Linked DNA regions of Homo sapiens: region 1 is linked to region 2. Evidence: chromatin loops called from intact Hi-C (ENCODE). Cell type or tissue: PC-3. All regions are shown on one strand. Each heading gives the region's core, and the rest is flanking DNA. Links, peaks and the distances in the headings are about the cores only. Region 1 overlaps SPTSSA (serine palmitoyltransferase small subunit A). Region 2 has its middle 96 kb from the start of SPTSSA.

Evidence for each region. A loop is a pair of places that touch in the nucleus more often than their neighbours do. Peaks named below come from ENCODE experiments on the same cell type or tissue, not always from the same donor. Only the 100,000 strongest peaks of a DNase experiment are listed, where the experiment ranks them.
Region 1: it touches region 2 in a loop (2.4-fold over the local background); 5 of 110 quality-filtered maps call a loop at or near these places.

What each region holds. Positions count from the first base shown.
Region 1 is chr14:34,433,455-34,441,797 of GRCh38, forward strand. SPTSSA (serine palmitoyltransferase small subunit A) reads right to left here. Exons shown (of 2, transcript NM_138288.4): 2 at 1-1,850. The coding sequence ends at 1,747. Among named protein-coding and RNA genes, the nearest start is that of SPTSSA, 25 kb to the right of the region's middle. In PC-3, for the core only: no CTCF peak of the experiment used is centred there; a DNase peak (open chromatin) is centred at 3,317; H3K27ac peaks cover 1,686 bases.
Region 2 is chr14:34,361,890-34,370,232 of GRCh38, forward strand. No RefSeq gene overlaps it. Among named protein-coding and RNA genes, the nearest start is that of SPTSSA, 96 kb to the right of the region's middle. In PC-3, for the core only: CTCF peaks have their summits at 2,788 (motif pointing left), 3,629 (motif pointing right) and 3,828; DNase peaks (open chromatin) are centred at 2,172 and 2,532; H3K4me3 peaks cover 992 bases; H3K27ac peaks cover 4,073 bases.

The sequences.
Region 1 (8,343 bases), core at 1-8,000, 71 kb after region 2:
GTATTATTTTTCTTGAGATAATATGACTACAGCTCAGATATAACCATATCCAATTTTTAACTACTTCAAACCAAGTAATTCCATATTATTCTCACTACTCCTATCTAATTGTGGTATCAATTGGCTCTAAAAATATTAAACACATATATATTACTTGAGACCTCTAGACTATAAAATACTTCAAAAGTCTAGTCCTTAAAACGTAGGGCAAAAAATACCTCAATTTTGGCCGGGCGCGGTGGCTCACGCCTGTAAACCCAGCACTTTGGGAGGCCGAGGCAGGTGGATCAGGAGGTCAGGAGTTTGAGACCATCCTGGCCAACACAGTGAAACCCCGTCTCTACTACAGATACAAAAAATTAGCCAGGCATGGTGGCAGGTGCCTGTAATCCCAGCTATTCAGGAGGCTGAGGCAGGAGAATCACTTGATCCCAGGAGATGGAGGTTGCAGTGAACCGAGATCATGCTGTTGCACTCCATCCTGGGCGACAGGGCAAGACTCCGTCTCAAAAAAAAAAAAACAAAAAAACAACCCAGCAACACACATAATTGCCTAATTCTTTTCAATTAGCAATATTTTTATGTTGCAAAACATATAGGATAAGACATACTTACTGCTTATCTGGTCCTCCACAGAAAATAATTCAGCAATATAAATACTAGATCAATATTTAACCATCAAGGAAAAGATATACTGCTACATCAGCTGATTTTTTTTCTCTTTGAATTTAATGTATTTACATCAAAAAATTAGGTAGTCATTTTACATTTAAGGAATAAAAACCTTAAAAAAAACAATACAAAGAGTGAAAGGATTTTAACCAAGTTTACATTTCTTTTTGCTATAATTTTTAACAACAATTCGTCTCATCATAACTTAATGCAATGTGCAAATGCAGCACCCATTACAATCATTAAACTAAATTTAAGGAAGTACATTGTTAATAGTGACCCTCGGAGGAAATGGATTTCTCTTCTATTAAAAACTCTATGGTATATAAGCATTACATAATAATGCTACTTAACCACCTTTTGTCTCAAGAATTATCACCAAAGTTTTCTGGAAATAAGTCCACATAAGAATTAAATATTTAAAAGGTGAAATGTTCCTTATTTTAACTTTAGCAAGATCTTTTCTTTTTCATTAAGAAACACTTTAATAATTTTAAAGCAAAAGCTGTTAGAGTCTAGATAGCTAAAACTGTACTCCTGAGTTCAAGCTTACAGATAAATCTTTTGTTAAGTAGTTCTCAATAAAATATCTTCCCTCCCCATACCCCTACCCGAAATCTTATATTGTTCTTTACAAAACTTTGGTCAAGAGTAGAAATATATCCAGGCAGATGTATATGCCATACAATAGCAAGAACAGTAAAGCCCAACTAATGATTTTGAGTTTTAAAAATAGAAGGCAATTAAAATGTACTCAAAGTTACATTAAGAAAAGCTTTCACGGGGGTAATATTGAAACAGTCACAAAGGTTAAGAAAATACTGATATCAAAGTACAAATGACTACAATGTTAAAATAGACAAAAACTGCTATACAAGAGCCTCTTTGAAAATTAAAAATAAAGAACACAACACATGAGTCAGGATGATTTTCCTGTTCTACTCATGAATTTTAGTCTTTATAAGGTTGGTTATGTTGACATCTAGAAGAGTTTCTTATCACATCTGATGGTCTCATTCCAACTTCGTAGGGTGGGTCTTCCCCAAGGAACCTCTGATCCTGGTCGCATCTTGGTCATTGTACGATTTCAAAGTAGTGCAATATCGCCATGATGTGCTGGGGCATGAAGACGTATCCTGTGTATAGTGCCATCCCCACAATGGAAACCAGCATGGAATCTGAGTTGTAGTTAAGGAAACTTATTATTATTAATTTATTCAAAACTAAATCTCCACATGTCTTCAACAACTCTTTTATGCTGAAGTACCCATTCACTTAGTGCTTTCTCATTTATATCAAGCACTGATAAAAAAAACAACAAGAATGATAATACTAGCCACTAACAACCATGCCTGGCACCACTCTAAGCTGGTTTTGTTTTATTTTGTTTTTAGCTCATTCTATCTTTACTATCACCATATAAAGTAAGTACTGTTATTCTCCCTGTGTAGTTGAAAATATCAGACTGCTTCAAATGTTTTTGTTTGTTTGTTTCTCTTTTTTTTTTTTTTTTTTTTTTGAGACAGAGTTTTGCTCTTGTTACCCAAGGCTGGAGTGTAATGGCACGATCTCGGCTCACTGCAACCTCTGCCTTCTGGGTTCAAGTGATTCTCCTGTCTTAGCCTCCTGAGTAGCTGGGATTACAGGTGCCCGCCATGACACCCAGCTAATTTTTGTATTTTTAGTAGAGACAGGGTTTCACCATGTTGGCCAGGCTGGTCTCGAACTCCTGACCTCAGGAGATCCACCCATCTCAGCCTCCCAAAGTGCTGGGATTACAGGCGTGAGCCACTGCGCCCGGCAGGACTGCTTAAAATGAAGCATAGAATGTGATACTGTTCTACCTAAGAAATAAATATACAGGAATAAAATTCTATTTAATTACTATAAAAGATCTACCAACTTAACTAATAAGAATGTATGATCAAAGAATTTTAGAATTAGACTAGAATGTGGCTAAAAGTATTTTTAGAGTCAGACAAAGCTAAAATCAATCATACACTAGCTTAGGGATGACAGCAACTGCTACTGCTATTATCACTATTAAACATTATTATCACTATTGCTACTATTTGCAACAACTTCAAATAAAGGTAATCTTGATAACCTAAACAATAACCTTTCTGTACCATGTTCCTTTCTTTTTATTACAAAAGGAACTGAAACTGTATATATGGAAGTCAACAAGAGGCCTCTCTCTGGGGCCACACAAAATACTGCTAGCAAAAATTATGTCAAATCTAAGGGCTTTTGGCTTTGCACAGTTACATAGGATGCTAAGAGGAATAACTGTTTTTGAACTGGAGTCATGCTTTATTAATTCATTCATATTCTCATTCTTCTCTCTCTCTCCTCTTTCACTTGCCTTTCCCCTTTCTCAACTCTACATACCTTTCAGCTATACATACTATTATTTTTAAAATAACTTACATTCTTTTATGAGAAGATAGGGTTTAAATAAACAATGTGCTTACTATCAACTAATATTTGTATAACAGGTTAGTTGACAAATCTCTTCCACAATTACATTATCTTACTTAACCCTTATAGCTTTCCTATGAAATGTTTATTATGTTCATCACTAATCAGAAGCTGAGAAAACTGAGTAGCTTGTTCAGGGCCATACAGGAAGCTGTCTTTAGAGCCAGAGGTCAAACCAAGACTGCCTGACTCAAGCCATAAACTCATTCTCTTCATCCAGCAAACAAGAGCAGAAAGTCTTTCACAATCTTTTTTTTACAATTTACTTTTTAACCGCCCTTAATCCAGTTATTCCTTAAACTGCCGCCTTCTATTTACTAATTTCTTTAAAAAAAAAAAAAGAGAGAAAGAAAAATATATACATTTGCTGCTTCTATATCATTGGCATATATTTGTTCATCACCAACACACCATCTGATTCTTACTCCTCCAGACTGTAGGCATTGTTCTAAGATCACTGGTGGTCTCCACCAAATCCAAAGGCTGTTTGAATTGACACTGTTTTAGTCCTTCTTCTTCAAAACCCTTTCCATTTATGCCTGTAGTGCCAGCTACTCTGGAGGCTGATGTGAGCCGGAAGGGCACCACTGCACTCCAGCCTGAGCAACAGAGCCAGACCCTGTCTCAAAAAACAAACAGAAAACAAAACAAAACAATCCTTTCCACTCTTTAAAACTCTACTCTGGGCTCAGGTATTTTCTAAGGCCCTCTTTTAATCTCTCTTACCATTTCCCTGTTTTTCACTGGCTCTTTCCTTTATGATGGATGATAGATAAGAGTGAACTTTGTGCTTTCCTTGCAAACATCCACTCTCCTCCTAGTATAGCAGCCATGCCCTTTTGGTTAGACTAACCCATCTTCATGGATAACCCCTGACTGGTCTTAACCAATTAGAGGGATCTCTTTTGCTTGGTAACAATGCCCTACATCAAAACTGATTAATCAGCTCAAAGCTTAGGACTTCAGCCAGGAATTCAGGAACATAGATGCTCTCTCCTACAATATGCAGCTTGCTGATGGAATCTTGCAATCACTGGAGTCACTTTACCTCCATGAGGAAAGCAAGATTCAGAACAAAGCTGACTCAAGAAGGTGGCAGGACAAAAATAATCACAGAAAAATGGAGTCAGAATCCTCATCAAAAAACCCTGAATCCCACCCTACCACTGGATTTTTACATACTAAACTAATAAATCCCCTTTACTTTTTTTGAGTCAAGGTCTCACTCTGTTGTCCAGGCTAGACTGCAGTTACACAATCATAGTTCACCACAGCCTCGACCTCCCAGGCTCAGGCAATCCTCCCACCACAGCCTTCCAAGTAGCTGGGACAACAAACACGCACTACCACGCCCAGCTGATTTCTTTATTATTTTTGTAGAGATGGGGTCTCCCTATGTTGCTCAGGCTGGTCTTGAACTCCTGGGGACAAGCAATCCTCCCACCTCAGCCCCCCAAAGTGCTGAGATTACAGGTGTGAGCCACCACGCCGAGCTGGCCAATCCCCTTTACTCTTAAAGTAGCTTGCTCAATTTTGTTACTTGCGGCTGAAAACGTTCCAGATGATAAAATGGAATTCCCATCGTTTTGTCTTGGGCCCCATATTCCCTCATAACTTAAACAACTACAGGTTGAGTATCCCTCATCCTAAATGCTTGAGTTGAGAAGTATTTCAAATTTCAGATTTTTTTTTTAAATTTAGAATATTTGCATTATACTTAACCCGGTGAGCACACCTAATCCAGTATCAAAAATGCTCCAACGGGCATTTCCTTTGACTGTCATGTTGTTGCTCAAAAGTTTTGGATTTTCGAGCATTTCAGACTTTTCATTTTCAGATTAGGGATGTCCATTCTGTACCTTCATGTTGTCAACCTGACCTCACCTTCCATACTGCAGACAGATATTTCTACCTACTTACGGTACATTTCCATCTATGACATTCAACAAGGTAACTTAAATTCAAACTGAACTCATTAACCTTCTCCAAAACTACCTCTTCCTACGAGTCCAATTTTGCCGATTAACACAACTATTTGCCAAGTCATCCAGTCTAGAAGGTTTTTTATTCCTTCTCCCCACATTCAAATTACCTATGACTTCTCAGTTCTTCCCCAATCCCTACAAATGACTCTTGTATCTCACCTCCCCAACCTTAATCAATGATAAATGATTAAGGCATTTATCATCCTTTACTTAGATGATAGAAAGTTCCCATCGTAGGCTTCTAGCCACTTTCCATGTCCCTCTTTACTAGAATGATCCTTTTAAAATGCATTAGGTTTCCAATGTCTATAAGACAGCACTTATAGGATTCTAAGGCAAGTATTCAAGGACTTTCCGATCTAGCCCCAAATCTTAGGATCCACAGAAGTAGATAGGGACTGAAGGATTGAGACAGGGATTCTTGTGCAAGCTATTTATTGAGGGAATTTTATTTGAAGGGGAGTGAGTACAGTAGAATAGAGCAGGGGAAATAAGCTAAGTAGGGACAGAGTCTCAGCTCCCACAGGGCACTCTGGAGCATAAATTATACCATATAGTTGGCATTGCTTTGACACAAAGGGCCTGACCTTTTGTATCTTCTTATCTGTCAATCATTGGTTATAGGGTGGGATACGGAAAATCCACCTAACCAAGAAGGCTGCTTGGCAGAGGACAATACTCTAGAGAAAGGGGGCGCTATAGGTCATTAGCAGCCAACACTCACGGAGGCTTGGGGGGTACATCAGCCATTAAAGGGGACTTAAGCTAGGTGCAGTGGCTCATGCCTGTAATTCCAGCACTTTGGGAGGCCGAGGTGGGAGGATTACTTGAACTCAGGAGTTTGAGACTAGTCTGGGCAACATAGTAAGACAATGTCTCTACCAAGAAAAAAAATAAAATTAACTTAAAATAAAAAAAAGAAAGGAGACCTAGGTGAAGACCAACCACGACTACCATGCTACTTTTCCACTGTACTTCCCAACAGTCCAAACCATTCCCTAATATACACATATCCTACTTGCAGTCATATTACAAGAGTCTCAGAAAACAACATTATATATTTCCATACTGCTCTGGCTTTGCTTATTGTTTAATGATAATATAAGAATAAGACTGGCAGCAGCAGCTTTCACTTTGTGAATGTCTAGTGTGTGTCTGGTACTAGTTAAGCACTTCATCAAGTTCCAGTAACCTCCCCAACAAACTACAGGGGCCAGTTCCAAAACAAATCAGTCCAACTCCAAGTATCTGTGTTCTTAACCACTGTACTATATACTTTCCTACATATGAAAAGCCCTACTCCCCCTAGTAAAACCTAATAATTCTAGGAGCTCAGTAGTTATCTCCTCTTGTATTAGGCCTTAGGCCTTCCCTGGCATTCATAATTTTTCCCATTCTTACCCCAACCCCTTGGCAGAACTAATTATTCCTTAATGCTCATAAAGCTCCTTTAATACTTTGTTTGAAAGTGAGTAACACAGCACTTACCACCTGACATTACCTATTTGTAGATGTACTTACTCAAATTATCAACTCCTTAAACAGAGAAATAATATTATTTTTGTATCTCCAGCATCTAACAAAAAAACATGCTAAATAGACATTTGATGAACAGAGATGTTCATGTGACTAGATTCATTATGATGCTTTCTACATATTCCTCACATTATTGTGGCTGAAAAACTTGATAATGACTACAGAAAAGACAAAAACAGTTTCCAGGCAATATTGGACTTAAGAACAAATTTTGCTTTTTCACAGCTTTTATATAAACCTTATAAATACATATACCAAACAAATGAAAATGGTATAGTAATAATCTTAAGGTCATTGGCTCAATTTCAACTCCAGTAGGAGTGATTACTATAAATCAGCTATCTGAATATGTATGTTACATAGTCTTTATGATGCTAATTCTTCAATTTAGTATGGAGAATATATCACTTAAGGAACACGCATATATTAGCCTAACGGGTTATTCCACTATAAATCAAGAATCTGAAACTTGGCTGGGCGCGGTGGCTTACACCTATAATCCCAGCACTTTGGGAGGCCGAGGCGGGTGGATCACCTGAGGTCGGGAGATCGAGACCAGCCTGGCCAACATGGTGAAACCCCATCTCTACTAAAAATACAAAATTAGCCAGGTGTGGTGGCGCATGCCTGTAATCCCAGCTACTTGGGAGGCTGAGGCAGGAGAATCGCTTGAACCCGGGAGGCGGAGGGTGTGGTGAGCCGAGATGGCGCCACTGCACTCAAGCCTGGGCAACAAGAACAAAAATCCATCTCACAAAAAAAAAAAAGTAAAAAAAGAATCTGAAACTTAAGCTCAATTTTGTGAACATTAAATTGTTAAGCTTTTAAATTTTTTACATGCCTATAAAAGCATGATTTTTTAATTCTAAGTGAAACAATAACTTATCAAAACTTGAACAAGTTTTTTGCCTGGTTAAAATACAAGATACTAGAGTTCAAGACTGTATACACACTCCAGCATGGGTAACAGAGTGAGACCCTGTCTCCCAAAAAAAGAGAATGTTGCCAGGCAAGGCAGTTGACGCCTGTAATCCCAACACTTTGGGAACTCAAAGCAGGTGGATCACTTGAGACCAGTGAGGCAGGAAAATAGGGTCTGGAGGCAGGGAACATAAGGCCGATTCACACTTCAGTTATGACAGGAAATAGCCTCCCCATAGGGTGCAGGCCAAGTAAACACTTTGTAACTTTACTTCATCCTCTCCATCTACATACGGCATACCCCAAGGAACCAATGGAATCCTCTAGAGGGTATTTAAACTCTCAAATATTCTGTAACAGGGCCTTTGAGCCCCTATGCTCAAGCCTACTCCTAAATTGTGGAGTGTACTTTCATTTTCAATAAAACCCTTCATTCCTTCCTTGCTTTGTTTATGCATTTTGACCAATTCTTTGTTCATAACGCCAAGAACCTGGACACCCTCCACAGTTAACATATTTTGGCAAGCCAGCCAGGAAGAAGAGGTAAACCTAAAGTTTGGGATTTTTTTTTCTCCTTTCTCCTTTTCTTTTCTGCTCCATACAGGGGACTCTCTCTCTCTCTCCTCTCTCTCTTTTCCTTTCCCACCCAGGACCCATGTGGGTAGCACCTAAACATGGAAGCAACTGCAGGTTTCTGGCCATGGCCAGTGAAACTAAGGGGTTTCCATGTGGAGAAGCCTAACCACCA
Region 2 (8,343 bases), core at 182-8,181:
GTGTGATAGGAGCAGCACAATCACAGCCCTTCTCAGATGTGCTGTGTCCACAGGATGAGCAAGACCAGGGGCTGGTCCGGAAGGAGCTCACTGCCTAGTACTCAGTGTAGAGTCACCTTCCAATAAATAGTAGCTGGATCAGTAAATGAATAAACTGCAAAAACTTGCAGAATATAGCATTTTGTCTTAGTCAAGGAGGCCAGTCCTCCATAAGCCTTCCATTGCTGCACATTTCCTGACTTCTTGAATCCTATTGTGCCCATCTGTGCATTGCTCCCTGCTCACTGTTCTGCCCAAACTGCCCTTCTCAGCCTTTCCATCACAGTGAGCAGGGTGTAAACCACCACCACTCCAAGTTCCCAAACATCATTATTTGGGGACAGGAGGGAGTTCCTGTCTTCTTGCCAAAGTCCTGGCACACTTAACTGCCCTACATAGTTCCAGTTGTTTGTGTTGTTTTAACTTTTTTTTTTTTTTTCTAAGATGGAGTTTCACTCTTGTTGCCCAGGCTGGGGTGCAACGGTGCAATCTTGGCTCACCGCAACCTCCGCCTCCCAGGTTCAAGCGATTCTCCTGCCTCAGCCTCCCGAGTAGCTGAGATTACAGGCATGTGCCACCATGCCCAGCTAATTTTGTATTTTTAGTAGAGACGGGGTTTCTCCATGTTGGTCAGGCTGGTCTCAAACTCCTGACTTCAGATGATCTGCCCACCTTGGTCTCCCAAAGTGCTGGGATTACAGGCATGAGCCACCACACCCAGACTGTTTTAACTTTTTAGCTAAATCCTTAACTTCCCTTCTCACTTTCCTCTGAGATCTTTGTTGTGCTCTCAGATTCATGAATTTTTACCCTAATTCTCTCACCATCCATCACATCCTCATTCCCTTATTTCACAATGCCTTATCTAGCCAATCACTATGATTACCACAAATTTCTTTATTGCCAGTGCCTAATAACATAAACCACAACATCCCATTAATTCTGCAAGGACAAAATGACATTCATGATTACAACACATTTGTCTCTCTATCATGGCCTCTGGGCTGTAGCTGTAGAGCATGTCCTCTATGAGTTGGTGATGGCAGGGATTCAGAGTGCACATTACAATCATCTGAGGACCTAAACAATACCCTTGCTTGGGCCTCACCCGAGAGATGCCAATTTAATTTCACCGAGTTTCTAATGTGTAATGGTCTGGGAACCTGACCATCAGCTTCATGAGTAGATGCCGTGCTCCTCCTCTGTGCAACTCTGCCAAACCCAAACTAAACAGAGCAAACAAGCCTGATTTCAACCCCCTGCAAGACTGTGGCAGCTTTCCTCTAGACTGGTGATCTATGTCACCCCTTAGTTATGTCTGTAGGAGGTTATGTGGGTTCAGTCAATTACTGAGGGGAATCTTGCTAAAAGATGTTTACAGATGCATTTAGAAGGTTGTGTAAAACATTGCAGCTTTTTCCCATCCAGTCCCTTGATACCTGGGGTCACTTTGCATTCTGATCTCTCTTCTCTTCCTCCACCCTGGTCCTTTCCCCTCTCTTCTGTCTGCTTCCCAGGGTCCCAACTCCTCCCTGGAATGGCAGTAGCAGAACCTTCCTGGGAATCACTGGAGGAGGCTTTTGATCCCAGAATCGAGTGTCCTCAGAAATAAAGTTTTCCATTACTTATACTCACTGGCTCATAGCATAAGTTCAGTACATTATTATGTTCATTATGTCTATGTTTTCCACAATTTTACCAAAGTCTGCTCCTGGGGAGGAGTAATGTGAAAGAGAAATTAGGAAGGAAGAACTGGAGAAAATTCTATACACCCTCTTATAACAAACAGCTTGGTCTTTACTCATTAAGCAATGAAAGCAATTAGATTCTGCTCTGCCTTCTCCCACTGCCGAGGGGAAGCGCTTCCCAAAAGTGAGCCACACCAGGCGTGGTGTGCACAGCCTGTCCCACATGAGAGCGTTGACAGGAACTGTAAGTCAAGGGCCCCAGGAGGTGTGTGAGAGTCATAGAGAGCCTTTTCCTCTCATCAAAGCAGGGCACACTAAGCTGCTCCTAGCCCAGGAGGACACCCTGGTTCCAAATCAAACCAGCTGTTTGCTGGTAACCATGTTAGCCAAGTTCAGAGTGGGAGGGGAGATAGGTTCTTACACATCATTTCCTGCATCCACTCCCTTAACGGGGCCCTTTATCATCCCACTCTGTTCCTTTCCTTCCTGGATGACTACAGTCTGCTTCTCACCGTGATGCCACTACTGGGGCACATAGCAGAGATCCCCAAACATTTGTTATCAGGTTTGAGATAACCAGTGTCATCATCAGGGTTCTCCATAGGAACAGAACCAATAGGGTGGGGGAAGTAGGGAGACAGAGATTAATTTAAGAAATTGGCTCACACAATCATGAGAGCTGATAAGTCTGAAATCCACGAGTTAGGCTGGCGAGTCCAGCAATAAGTTGATGTATTAAGTCTGACGATCTGGAGGCAGAATTCCTTCCTCTTCAAGGGACCTGAGTCTTTTAATGACTTCCGCTGACTCAGTGAGACCCACCCATATTGTGGAGAGCAATCTGCTTTCCCCAAAGTCCGCTGATTTAAATGTTAGTCACCTATTCTTAAAATACCTGCACAGCAACATCTAGATTTGCAAATAGCTGAACACAATAATTCAGTCAACTTGATACATAAAATTAACCATCACGATCAGAGTGAAGGGAGGATGTCGACCAGAGAACCTCTAAGTGAGAGAAGGACATACTGCCCCCAGCTGTGCACCTCATCTCACTGGAAACCCTGAAAACCTTCAGAAAGGGAGTTAAAGAAAGGGAAAAAAGGCCGGGCACGGTGGCTCACGCCTGTAATCCCAGCACTTTGGGAGGCCAAGGTGGGTGGATCACTTGAGGTCAGGAGTTCGAGACCAGCGTGGCCAACATGGTGAAACCCCATTTCTACTAAAAATACAAAAAAAAAAAAGAAAATTAGCTGGGCGTGATGGCAGGTGCCTGTAATCCCAGCTACTCAGGAGGCTGAGGCAGGAGAATCACTGGAACCCGGGAGGCAGAGGTTGCAGTGAGCTGAGATTGTGCCATTGCACTCCCGCGTTGGGGGGCAGAGCAAGACTTTATCTCAAAAAAAAATAAAAGAGGGAAAAAAAGCCCACAGTGGGAGCTCAACAGCTGCAATCATCTAGAAGGCACACAGTCTACATTCTGAGCAGAACACCCTCACTTCTTGAACCGCTAGATAAATTCCTCATTCTCCACATTAGTTTAAGCCATTTAACTTAGTATCGAAGTTGCTCACAAGAGACAAAAAGAACTGCAAAGAAATCTGAAGCTTACGCATATTCATATATTACTTTACTCACATAATATTGTCAGTAGTATTAGTATTGTGACTTCAAAACTGTTTTATGAAAATGTAGAAGAAAGCAAATAAAATATATTGATGTTATTAGGAACAAAGATTTTCAACGTAAGAGAAATTAGATGATATATAACATAAAACAGAGTTAAGAAGGGAAAAAACAACTCTGTAAAGTTGAAATTGGAACTCTCAGTTCAAACACATGATTGTGTATTTCTGAGCTTTGTCCACTAGAAGGAACTAAGAGCAATGAGATCCCAGTAGTGCTAAGCACAAATAGTACCCACACCTCGGCTTTTAAATACAGTTCCCTATTCAAAAGGATGAGAAATCCTCAGAGAAATGGCTGGTTCCAGGGCTCGGGCAGAGAACACAAAAGATGAGCCAAGGACATCTTCTGCCAGAAAGTAAAAGAAGTACGTAAGGACCAAGGGGGTTATATCAAAAGAAAACAGGAGGAAAACTGTGTGGCGACCTCTACCAAAGTAAACATACCCTATGAGCAAGGAATTCCACTTCTACCCCTATTCTCCTTACCCAAAAAAATGTGTTGACCCCAAGTACCAGAATGTTCATAGGGGCACATAATAGTCAAAACCTGGAATCATCCTTAATGTCCACCTACACTAGAATGAATAAATAAATGGCAGGAGCAATGAAAAACAAAGAACTGCAGCTGCACACACAAGAGTGAATCTCATGAGCATACAGACGTGCAAAGGAACCAGACAGAAAAGCGTACATGTGGTATGATTCCATTGACACAAAATTCCAAAACAGCCAAACTGATCAATAGGTTTAGAAGTAAAGCTGGTGGTTACTGGTGTGGGGACAAAAGTGATAGGAAGAGGGTGTGATTGGGGCTTCAGGCTCCTGGTAATGTTTTGTTTCTTGATCTAGGAGCTAGCTATTCATGTGTTTGCTTTGTGAACATTCTTTGAACTATAGACTTGATTTTTTGTGCATTTATCTATATGTTATATTTCAATGTAAAAATCATTTACTTTTTAAAAAGCCAACTTGTAGGCTGGGCACAGTGGCTGATGCATGTAATCCCGGCACTTTGGGAGGCCAAGGTGGGCAGATCACCTGAGGTCAGGAGGTCGAGACCAGCCTGGCCAACATGGTGAAACACTGTCTCTACTAAAAATACAAAAATTAGCCAGGCACAGTGGCAGACACCTGTAATCCCAGCTACTCAGGAGGCTGAGGCAGAAGAATTGCTTGGACCCAGGAGGCAGAGGTTGCAGTGAGCCAAGATCGCACCACAGCACTCCAGCCTGGGCAACAAAGTGAGACTCCATCTCAATAAATAAATAGCCGACTTGAAGGGTTTCCCACGGGCCGAATTGGATACAATTTAACGTCAAAAAGGATAATGATGGTAGCTCTTTATTAATGAAGATACGTGAATCCCAGGGCAGGGAGTGGGGAGGATAAACAGGACAGCTCTTCTTTACAAAAGTAAGACACTCATAAATGTAAAAGAAATGACAAAATTCGAAGATCACCATTTTGTAACCCCTGATATAATCATTGATTCATGTAACAATCACCAGTGGAAGCCAAAACCTTTGGATGAAAACTTGTTAGCATACGGGCTATCCCTAGAGTACCAAAGTACCATCCCAGGGACCACTTACTTTTACAAAGAAGAGAAACTGGGCCAGGCACAGTGGCTCATGCCTGTAATCCCAGCACTTTGGGAGGCCAAGGTGGGCGGATCACAAGGTTAGGAGTTCGAGACCAGCCTGGCCAACATGGTGAAACCCCGTCTCTACTAAAAATTCAAAAATTAGCTGGGCATGGTGGCACACGCCTGTAGTCCCAGCTACTTGGGAGACTGAGGCAGAAGAATTTCTTGAACCCGGGAGGCAGAGGTTGCAGTGAGCTGAGATCGCGCCACTGCACTCCAGCCTGGGTGATAGAGCAAGACTCCATCTCAAAAAATATATAAAATAAACAAAGAAGAGCAACTGTACCTTTGAAATGGAGAGGTATGGTGGTGACCACCTTAATCCAGTGATTGAATTTCACATCACAAAAAATGGAACACTGTGGCATTACATGCTTCCTGATATGATGCAAATTCAACAACCTAATCTAAGGCAGTAGCGCTTCTTAATTGCATTAGAATCACCCGAGGAGCTTTTCAAACTCCTAATGCCAACTACGGCAGAATCTACTTGGGCAGGGGCGGGGGCCGGAGTTGCCAAGCATCAGTATTTTTTAAAGCTTCCCACATGATTGTAATGTACAGTTAAGATATTCTGAACAAAAACGTATACTCGAATCTAACTTCTAGTTTAAAGAATATACAGGAGATAGAGCAGTGGTTCTTACTTCTGACCTCATATTAGAGCCACCCGGAGATTTTTGAAAGTAGGGCCACCTGGGCTGCATCCCAAGGGCTTCTGATTTAACTGGATTAGAGCAGCACTCAGACATTTGTATGAAATTTCTAGGTTTTTAGTTTTGTATTTAAAACCCCCAGTGAGAACAGAGTGGACCAATTTATTACTTCTTCTTTGTAAGGCCAATTAATCAAAACAAGGAATTCTAATGTACAGCCCGGGTTAAAACTTACTGGGAAAGAGGAACAGGTTAACATCAAGAGAAAACACAATCTAGAATGTGGGACATTCTATAAGGCTGCGAGCCTGGATTCTTCAAAAAGTCAATGTCATGGAGGGAAAAAAAGAGGGATAAAACATTCTATGTTAAAATGAAGTTTTAAAATGTAATGTATGCATTAATTTGAGAGAAACAGCTACAAAGACATTTTGGAGGAATTAATGCAGTTTGTTTGTTTGTTTGTTTTTCTGAGACAGGGTCTCGTTCTGTCATCTAAGCTGGGGTGCCGTGAGTGGTGTCATCATAGCTCACTGCAGCTTCAACCTCCTGGACTCAAGTGATCCTCCCACCTCAGCCTCCTGAGTAGCTAGGCCTATAGACATGCACCACCACTCTTGCCTTTTTTTTTTTTTTTTTTAAGAGACGTCATTTTACTATATTGCCCAGACTGGCCTTGAACACCTAGGCTCAAGCAATCTTCCTAAAGTGCTGAGATTACAGGCGTGAGTCACCATGCCCGGCCAGAAATGTAAATATTTAGTTGATTTTAGATAGTTAATTTTCTTAGCAGGGATAATGACATTTTGTTTCTGTGGATAAATATCTGTATTCTTAAGGGATGAAATGCTGAATATCGAAAAGTGTTGTGTCATCATGTGTACATAATTTGCTTTCAAATGGCACACAAAAAAGAAAACCAAAGTACAGAGAAAAATAAAGCAAGTATTGCAAAATATTAACAATTGTGAAATTTATGTGGAGGGCATATGGGATTACACCATAATAATCTTTCAACTTTTCTGTGTGTTTGAAATATTTCATAACCGTAAGTTGAAGAAATGAGAAAGATTTTAAATAGAGATAAAAACTCACTTACAAGGCCATGGAATTTCCATCTGTTTTACTTCTCTGCAGGCAAGTCTACTCACAACTCCACCACACTCAATCAACCTTACACCACACCCAGCAATTAAAGGCTGCCTTTCTCAATCTTTGCCCACTAGATTTCGTGCATTCAAACAAGTGTAGAAAATGCTGGGTTATATTGGATTTATCCACAATCAGGCATGGCAAACACCACCAGGAAGCACTTCTCTCTTGAGCTGACCTGCCTCGCCTATGACATCCAAGAAGACTGGCAGTTATGGTATCCATGACAACTTTCCTATCTCATTTGGGCTTGAGAATCAGGCTTCCTCTAGTCTCTGACAGAGGCACTTCAAAGTAACAAGCCTGCAAATATTCTCATGGCACAATACAAGCCATATATGAAATACAAAACTATCTACCTCCCTGCCCTGGCTAGTCCCTTGCTGTGGGACAAAAATGCTTAAGCCATGATGGTAGGGCTCTCCTGGTAAGTATTTAGCAAAGGAAAGGAAGCTTTACAACATGACAAATGGCAAAAGGTGATTTCACTCTTTTCCCCCAGAATCATCAGAGGCTCTGCCCCACCTGTTAAGACTACAAAGCGGATAAAATACTGCCAGTCTGCCAGGAGCTCATGGTCAACCACAGTGGACAAATACCATGCTTCTAATTAGGCAGACTATAATAAACTGCATGATAGGGGTGTTTCCAGAGTGGTGTGGGTCTACAGAAGAGGGAAGTATTAATTCCATCTGTGGGTGTTGGAGAAAGCTACACAACGGAGTTCCTTGGCTTTTGACGGGGGAAGTGTTGAGAAATGAAGGGAAGGGCATCCAGGCCAGGCAGAACCATGCCAGCAAATGCACCAGTATGTGAAAGCACCCAGTGTGTTCAGGAAGTGGCACCAATTTGGTGAGGGGGAGAACAAGATAGGACCAAGATGCCCTGACTTCTTTGCAGGGCAAATTTTACTTAAGTGATTTACTGATTTGCTCTCCTCCTCCTCCTCTCCTTCTCCTCCTTCTTCCTTTTTCTTTCTTCCTCTTCTTCTTTTTCTTCTTATCATTATTATTATTATTATTCTCTCTTTAAGCATTCAAAAAAGATCTTGCATAAGAACTCAAGGGAGGGAGCACATTCCTTAAGTGGCATTCTAAATAGGGCTTTCCTAAGGCTCAGAAATGGTAGGTGCCAGGGTAATTGCTTGATAAGCAAACTGTACGTGTCAGGGCAGGAGATTCCAGGTCACCACAGTGCTTGCACTGAGGACAGTGCTCCCTAAAACTAGGCATCTGAGTTCTACAAGTAGGACAATGCAGCTACTACTTATTAAGAGCAGATATATTTATTCAGTTAATTTTTAAATTACATTATCCTTGTCAGCACTAGTGATGAAATAAAAATGGCTAAATTAATTGTGTCAAACACTGTTGGACATCATCTCTGTTGTTGTTGTTGTTGTCGTTGTTTTGTTTTTATTTGTTTTTTGTTATGGAGTCTCGCTCTGTTGCCCAGGCTGGAGTGCAATGGCTCAA